Linked DNA regions of Homo sapiens: regions 1 and 3 are each linked to region 2. The links are chromatin contacts, found by Hi-C or POLR2A ChIA-PET in ENCODE. All regions are on one chromosome and are shown on one strand. The core of a region is the stretch at or near the end of the contact, and the rest is flanking DNA. Distances in the headings are between cores, read along the strand shown. Region 1 overlaps RDH11 (retinol dehydrogenase 11). Region 2 overlaps RAD51B (RAD51 paralog B). Region 3 overlaps RAD51B (RAD51 paralog B).

Region 1 (2,700 bases), core at 128-2,627, 260 kb after region 2:
ACACCACCATGCCTGGCTAATTTTTGTATTTTTAGTAGAGATGGGGTTTTGCCACGTAGGTCAGGCTGGTCTCCAACTCCTGACTTCAAGTGATCCCCCTCCTCGGCCTCCCAAAGTGCTGGGATTATAGGCATGAGCCACCACACCCGGCCTTGAACTAATTTTTGTATATGATATGAGGTAGGGGTCAACCTTCATTCTTTTGCATGTGGATATCCAGTGCCTTAGCACCATTTGTTGAAAAGACAGTTTTCTACCCATTGAATTGTCTTGGTATCTGTATTAGTCTGTTAAGGCTGCCATAGCAGAATCCCACAGACTGGGTGGCTTAAACAATATAAATTTATTTTCTCACACTTCTGGAGACTGAAAGTCCAAGATCAAGGTGCTGGCCTGGTTGGTCTCTGGTGAGGCCTGCCTTCCTGACTTCCAAATGGATGCCTTCTCTCTGAGCCCTCGCATGGCCTTTCCTCTATGTACACACACTCCTGGTGTCTCTTCCTCTTTTTATAAGGCCCTGTTGGATTAGGGCCCCGCCCTGATGACCTCATTTAACCTTAGTTACCTCCTTAAAGGCCCTCTCTCTAAATACAGTCACACTGGGGGTTAGGGATTCAACATATTAATTTTGGGGGAACACAATTGGAGTATAACAGTAAGCTTGTCAAAAATCAATTGACCATAAATATAAGGGTTTATGTTTCACTTTTCTGTTCCGTTCATTTGTATGTCTGTCCTTATGCCAGTATCACACTATCTTGATTACTATAGCATTGTAGTAAGTTTTGAAATTAGTTTATCTTTTACCTATACTAATTCTTAGCAAAATCCCCCTGGAAATGTCAATACTGTGACCATGCTGATGCCATAGGCACACTTAACTAGCTCTTACTTGGCTGGGCGCGGCGGCTCACGCCTGTAATCCCTGCACTTTGGGAGGCTGAGGTGGGCAAACTACTTGAGCCCAGGAGTTCAAGACCAGCCTAGGCAACATAATGAGACCCCATCTCTATAAAAAATGCAAAAATTAGCCAGGCGTGGTGGCGTGTCCCTGTGGTCCTGGCTACTTGGGAGGCTGAGATAGGAGGATCACCTGAGCCTGGGGAGGTTGTAGTGAGCTGCGATCACACCACTGCACTCCAGCCTGGGCAACAGTGAGACCCTGTCTAAAAAAAACAACCAGAAAGCTCTTGCTGTAGTATTTGATTAGTTTTTATAGCCTACAAGGAACCTTCATGTCAACTGTGTTCTTTGCTCTTAACTGTAACCTTATGAAGAGTATAAGGCACAGTGCAGTGGAGGATGCAGAGGCTTACAAAGGCTGAGTCATTTCCAGAGAGATACAGAGCCTTGTGGTTCTCACTGATGATCTTTTCACTAGGAAATGGCAAGTTGTACTGGTCATACTGGTGAGTCTTCTTAAACAGAAGTACTGATAAGACTTGTTTTGTAAACGTGACGATATTTTGAAATGGTATTTCTCAAACTTTAGTGTGTTCAAGAGTCATCTGGAAAACTAGTTGAAAATAGATTCCTGGACCACAACCCTAGAGATTCTCATTCAGTATGTCTGGAGTAGGGCTGGAGAATTTCTAACAAGCTCCCAGTTGATGCTCCTGCTGCTGGTTTGTGGTGCACACTTTGAATCCCACTGTCTTACTTGACATAGTGTTAAGAGTTTGCATATATAGTTAATTCAGACTTGTCAACTCTTTCACCTTCAGAATTTGCTTAGATACTGAGGAAGCAATTTTCTTGAAATAGTATACTTTTAAAAATTGTTTCCTCACATGACTAAAGATTGTAATACATTCAATCATTTTTTTTAAAACTTTGACTGAATGCTTACCAGATGTATACCAGATCCAGAGAATACAAAAATGAGTCAGAATTGTCCTTAAGAAAATTTTCTGCATCGGAATTATAAAATTATAAAACTTGGAATTACAGGCTGGGTGCAGTGGCTCATGCCTGTAATCCCAGCACTTTGGGAGGCCGAGGCAGGTGGATCACTTGAGGTCAGGAGTTCGAGACCAGCCTGGCCAACATGGCAAAACCCTGTCTCTACTAAAAATACAAAAATTAGCCAGTCATGGTGGCAGGCGCCTATAATCCCAGCTACTCTGGAGGCTGAGGCAGGAGAATTGCTCAAACCTGGGAGGCGGAGGTTGCAGTGAGCTGAGATCGCATCACTGCACTCCAGCCTGGGCGACAGAGTGAGACTCCGCCTCCAAAAAAAAAAAAAAAACTTGGAATTAATTACAGCAATGAAGAGAGGGTATATGAAACACTTTGCTATGATTTGAATGTGTCCCTCAAGGTTCATATGTTGGAAACTTAAGCCTCAATACAACAGTATAGAGAGGCAGGGCCTTTAAGAGGTAAATTAGGTCACAAGGGCAGCCCTCATGAATGGTTTAATGCCATTATCTCTGGAACGGGTTCATTATCTTGGGAGTGGTTCCTTATTAAAGGATGACTTGTGTCCCCTTCCCTCTCTTGCCCATGTCATGCCTTCCATCTTGTTATTACACAGCAAGAAGGCCTTCATCAGATGCCAGCCCCTTGATCTTGGACTTCTCAGCTTCCATAATCATAAGCCAGTTTCTGTATGCTCATTATAGTTACCCAGTTTGTCGTATTCTGTTACAGTACCACAAAATGGACCAAGACACCTCGTACCTTGGTTTTACCATTTCT
Region 2 (2,912 bases), core at 101-2,600:
TTGTGTGAAAATAATAAAGTGAAGCTTTCTGAAGAAAAATCAATTCAAAGATTTTTGACAATTAATGTCCCAAGATGAAAGGGGTACTTGGCAATTTGGGGTATCACTAAGCTGGCTGTACTCTAAAAGATCTCACCAAATGGCACTAGAGAAGCCAATTAGAAGTTAACATGGTCTTAGGCTGTACACAAACCACATTAATCTCTCAGACTTCCACTGCTAACTAACACCTTCTTGCTTTAGATATTTTAATACCATTTAATCAGTGGAAAATTTTGACATTATAGTATAGCCAGATTTTCCTTACTCTTCCTGATTCTTATCTAGAAGACAGTTTAGTTACTCATTGTAGCCAAAGGAGGTCTTGCCTTTCCCTTGGCTACAGGGAGTACAACTAAAACAAATATTTTAATACAGTAATATATTCAAGGTAGGTATGATTCTTACTTTCTTTTTGGTGAAAGGGCTCTCTGGCTTATCCAACAATCACAATGATTCAAATTCATCTTCATGACCCACTCTCAATCCAGCAGATTTCAAAAAATGTCTGTGGGGTATCTAATAACTGTAAGGTCCATAAGGGCAGGGTCCAGGTCAGCTTTGGACACTATAGTATTTCCAGTGGTTAGCTTGCCTGGCACACAGTAAGTGCTCAAAAAATACAACTTTAATATGCTGGCGAAACTCTTGCAGCAACTACTAGTTCAACCACTAGGTATGTGAGCTTGGCAAGTTACTAAGTATCTCTGATATAGTTTATTTACCTAGAAAAGTGAATAATAAAATTCATACAATTAGTACTAAGATTAAATAAGATCAAGTACATAAACACACTACGGTAGTATCAAAAACACTATGTTACTCTTTAATGTAAACCTGTATTTTTAAGGCCTATTAAAATATAGCTGAATTTTAAAATATGACATTATAGTCATATTGATATGGTTCAAATTAACTTTACAACCACGTTTTTATGAAACAACAAAGGGCCAAAAAAGCTAGGAGCAAAAATATTAAAATACAGAGACAAAGACAGCTAAAACAAACAAACAAAACCCTCATAAATAAGGCAATGTTTTGAAAGAAAATAACTTCCTTATATATTTGTGGCTTAAAACAACTAATACTTTCCAAGTGACAAAGCTGGCACAAACATAGCAACAGGGAGATTTAGTTTTCCTAAAATTATTCTCCAGCTCTGTCAAAAAAAAAAAAAAAAAAAAATCTTTACTTCTTAGAGGCACGTACTCTAAGATGAAATTGTCTTGGTGGTACAAAAGAGCCCATTAAAATGTGCTTTAGTTTTCTTCCCACTCCATGCCCCCACTCCCCCTGGCTGTACTGTTTTCTTTAAAAACTAAGTCCTACAGCGCCATCTACTGTGTCTGTTCAGATCACATCATTTTTGCTGGTTTTATCCCAGAGTGCTGAAGAAATGAGAAATGTAGCAAATTCAGAATCCGTCACTTTATACAATATACTTAGATGTAAATACCTACACTATCTATATCTATACCTATATCTATATCTATATCTCCACCCACATGCTAGTATCTGAGCAACAATTTTACCCGCTTTCTTTCCACTTTCTTCTTAAGTAGGCCCTAACTCATTATAACCCACGTGTCACAATAGGAACCAAAATGTTTACCTCTATACATTAGAGGGGAGAAGTACAGTCATAATAATAACAAACTTTTATTGAGGGCTTACCATATGTCAAATAGTGTTCTGAGTACTTAATCAATATGCCACCATGCAAATAAAAGCAAGCATCTTGAGGAAAAGAGCTATGATTCACTGTTCTTTTAAAATAAATGAATGTCAACTCCAGAGCCAACCGTTAAAAATAACTTAATTAAATAAATGGATGGATGGATGGAGGGATGGGTGGAATAATAGATAGATGGATGGATATAGATGGCCAGCCCACAGCTCCTGTGATAGTGCCTATCGTATTTTTTATCCCACAGGGTCTTTTTCTTTACAAAAATGTAGGCTTTAGTCAGAAAAATTCAACACATTAGGGAAATCTCCAGTTAATTCAAAACCTCCTTCTTCCTCCCTAAGTGTATATTTAGGGAGCATAAAGAAAACATTTTAAAAAGGTCACTTATAAACATGGTTTGTCTCCAATATAATAAAATGTGTATTAGTACAAGCCCTGTAACTTACATATCTAAATAAGTGATGTTTGTGAAATCTATCAACCAAGAACTTAATCTAACACTATTAGTACACAAACATTTTTGCAATTTCTCATTGGTAATGTCCTTTAGAATCACTTTTGAAAGCAATAAAAGAAAATAAGTTTTACTACTTTATATTTCATTTAATATATTTAATATATTTAAATCTATTACTTAGTTTGACCACCCATCTTATTTATCACACTTGGCTTTAAGTGACAGTTGACTGTTTCAAAATTCAAAACAGCCTGCAAAATAAAGACCTGCCACCACAGAAAACTGACAAAAGAACGTACCAAGAAAGGAGCATGCATAAAATGGGTATATAATCTTCTATGACCATTTCGAGAGAAACAACACCTATTTAGATATACTACTGCTGACATTTAAAAAGAAATTCAGACATCATATTTTTAAGTCACTGAACTTTATAATTGCAACTATTCCCATAATAGTTTTCATTTGCTATATGTATAAATGTTCTTTGTCTTAAGTCTTCCTTTCATGAAACTATAGACTCCGTAATCTTCCTTTTGGAAGATTTGGCAGGCTTTGTAACTTCAACGTATTGACGTTACTCCTGCTACTTCACGTAAACCTTCACTTTAAGTTCAGTGTGTCTGCCACCATATTTCTCAATTCTTCTACTATTCCAAATACTCTGAAGAAGCTTCCCAGAAATCCTTGTTTGGATCAGCAAAAACAATTTGGTGTCATCAGCAG
Region 3 (2,700 bases), core at 92-2,591, 340 kb before region 2:
AGTTTTAATCCTGGCTCTGTTAAGGGTTACTGAATGCCTTGCTTTTAAGGAGACAGAGACCGGAACTTTCCTGTGAGAAATTGTTCAGGTCCATTGAGTCCTTTCATCACTAAGGTTTGAGAGAAAGGCCTGGAGTGGTTTTCCCCATGCTGTCCTCCTGCTCCCCAACCATGACGGTGTCTGCCCCAACCTGTCTGCTGTGGTAGGAGCTGGAGGTGAGAAGGAGACAAGAGGAAGAAAGAGAATAAGGAAAGCAATGAGGGCAAGAGGCAGAAGGAAGAGAGTGAGAACAGGGTAGGTCCAGAAAGGCCACGCTCCCAGACGCATGCCTCTCCCCATCCCAAACCCTTCCTGTCCACATCCAGCTTTGTATAGAGATACCCAATATTTGTTACGGAGTTTGAGCGTCACAAAAACAAATGTGGTTTTAGTATTTGCTGGCTTAGTTTTGCCATGCTCTGGAAAATCAAAAATCATTCCACGATTAAAAAAAAAAAACACAAAAATAAACTTTTATCTTAGCTTCAGCTCAGAAAATATCAACTGTCAGTTCTAGAATAAAAGCTGATAAGGTTTCAATATTCCAGCCTGCCATTTCCATCTTGAAGGACTGCACAACAATTGTTTTCTGGGAAATTCTGAAAGGCTGTGGGGAATTTTTCTTGTGAAATATTTGTGGAGAAGAGGCCAAACTTCAATTTGGCTTGAAGAAAACATGGGTGTGGGAGTCAGGCAGACTTTTATTTCTGGCACTGTCACTAACCTGCTGTGCAATTCTGGGAAATTCTCCTAACCTCTCTGTACCTAAAAGTGTTGAGTCCACAAAAGATATGCAGAGAATGAATGTATAACAACTGTTAATGTAGCAGTCTGCTTAGAATAAATGTTTCATATATTTCACCCACATTAGGATGAGTGCTGTACTCAAAATTCCACCTTTGCATTGCTTATCTTCAACCTTAAGAAATCCATCCTACACAGAACCAATGGCAGTGGCCAAGGAAAAGGGGATGAAGGAGCAACTTGAAATAATTTGTGTTTATGGTGAGAATGCTTCCAATCTTAATAAGTTCATACCTCTTATTATCAGCCCTGAGGAAAACTGTCTTCTGTAGATTTCACTGTGAAATCCACAGGCAAAGCTAGAGAAACACTCTGCCTAGTAGGGGAGCCCCTAAAGAAGAGAGTGGCTCAGTCTGAGGGAATGCAGAAGGAGGAGGTGAAAAAAAATCTCCTCAGCTTTGCACAAGCACACACTCGCTCAATCACAGAGGGGGCTGACGCAAGTAGTGCTTCCGTGCTACTTTTGACCACTGAGTTCAGAAAAATGCATTGAAGTAGAATTGTGTCTGCCATTTGGCAAAAGTAAACACACAAGATAACCATGTGGCTCCCTAAGGCAGCTTTCTCTTTGGCCTACTTCTCTTGGGGTGCACATGCAAGGGGATGCAGTGGAAACTGTGGGCCGGCAGCTACCGTGCCATAGACATAGGTGTGGAGAGCTATGGTTCCACTGCTGGCTGCCCCACTGGCCCCAATGGGCTGAGGTTAGCACGTGTTGGTTCCGGATCTCAGATGGGGCCGGCAGTTGTAAAGAGGCCACAAACAGCAAGCTAGTGTGCTGTTTCCACCTTCAGCCCAACCCCGACGGCATCCTGTCAGTGATCTTGGGCCCACTGCAGGAAATAACATGCACAATTGGTGAACTGTGACAATGCAGCCACAGTGGCTTCCAGTGGTGTATTCGCCAACTGTGTGCAATTTTGCAGTTAGTATGAGGCCAAAAAAGTCTCTGGCCAGCTAGAACCTGGAAGAGAACAAGGCCAATGGTCAGATGACTCTGAGGTTCACATGGATGTGGAAGAAACTATCCTACCAGCCTTCTGCTGCACTGTACGTGTCCTGTGGCCAAGTTGCTTTGGTGTGTAGTTGGGTATCCTTGCCTGCTACCTGATCACTGCCCACTGAGTCCCATAGAAAGGCAGAGGAGGTGAATTTCCAGCAGCTCCCCGAGTTTCTGCTGACCTTTTTAGGTGTTTTTATTACCTGTGGTGCTTTCTATTCATGTGTACTCCTGGGCTCTGGGGATTCCCCTCCCTTTGATTTACAAGGAGGATTAGAAAGACACAGCTTTGTGATCGGTCCCTCACAGACGGCTGGTATTAAGTGATTTCCCCTTCTTAGACTCATTTGAGGCCAAGAAAACAGTTCTGTTGAATCACTTGCTCCTTGGAGGTATGAAAATAGGGCACTTGGGGGAGTCCAACCTGATAAATACCAACATTGATACCCTTCAGCCTCAGCTACACTTCCAGTGGCATATAGTAGAGCGGAGTTGAAGCAGAGGAGTCTCGGGTCCCCCCCAGCCTCTGAGAAACCTCCAGTGGAGAGTAAGCAACTCTGGGCTTACTGCTTGTATTTCTGTGCCACCAGCACAAATGGCATCCTAACCACCAAGGGCTCTCCAAACTCACTGCCTGGAGAGGTGCAACCAATTCTATCTCCAGAGTGAATCTGTAGCATAAAATGGGAGCAAAGGCCACTCACTATGTATTGAAACAGAGGTCACAAGGTCTGCCTAGGAACAAATTTCCAAGTTAGCCACCTCATCAGATATGCTCTTGAACAAAAGTTATTTATTTGATGTCCTCAAGGAAGGGATATTGTGTAAGGTGTTATTTTTAAAAGGAGGGGTGGGGG

What was found. Hi-C counts contacts between places; a loop is a spot of excess contacts on that map. ChIA-PET counts read pairs that join two places held with the same protein, here RNA polymerase II (POLR2A). Pooled maps may share reads with other maps.
Region 1: POLR2A ChIA-PET joins it to region 2 with 14 read pairs in activated T-cell. The contact joins two enhancer-like sites. POLR2A ChIA-PET finds 5 or more read pairs at or near these places in 2 of 52 experiments (Caco-2 and activated T-cell).
Region 3: a loop to region 2 is called in a pooled map, with 4 times the contacts of the local background. The contact joins two enhancer-like sites. A Hi-C loop is called at or near these places in 1 of 168 maps with a recorded cell type or tissue (endothelial cell of umbilical vein) and 3 of 50 pooled maps. POLR2A ChIA-PET finds 5 or more read pairs at or near these places in 1 of 52 experiments (OCI-LY7).

What each region holds. Positions count from the first base shown.
Region 1 is chr14:67,678,953-67,681,652 of GRCh38, reverse strand. The region is part of intron 6 of RDH11 (retinol dehydrogenase 11); the gene reads left to right. It also overlaps a transcript of GPHN not described here. Among named protein-coding and RNA genes, the nearest start is that of VTI1B, 5.7 kb to the right of the region's middle. RefSeq lists an enhancer at 367-661 and a silencer at 1,243-1,342. Within about 2 kb of position 1,377, at least 3 of the 41 ENCODE cell types and tissues checked have a DNase peak (open chromatin) inside an H3K27ac peak, as active enhancers do.
Region 2 is chr14:67,942,514-67,945,425 of GRCh38, reverse strand. All of the region lies in intron 7 of RAD51B (RAD51 paralog B), which reads right to left. Among named protein-coding and RNA genes, the nearest start is that of RAD51B, 120 kb to the right of the region's middle. Within about 2 kb of position 1,350, at least 5 of the 41 ENCODE cell types and tissues checked have a DNase peak (open chromatin) inside an H3K27ac peak, as active enhancers do.
Region 3 is chr14:68,282,557-68,285,256 of GRCh38, reverse strand. All of the region lies in intron 7 of RAD51B (RAD51 paralog B), which reads right to left. Among named protein-coding and RNA genes, the nearest start is that of RAD51B-AS1, 400 kb to the left of the region's middle. RefSeq lists enhancers at 37-86, 1,823-1,892. Within about 2 kb of position 1,341, at least 18 of the 41 ENCODE cell types and tissues checked have a DNase peak (open chromatin) inside an H3K27ac peak, as active enhancers do.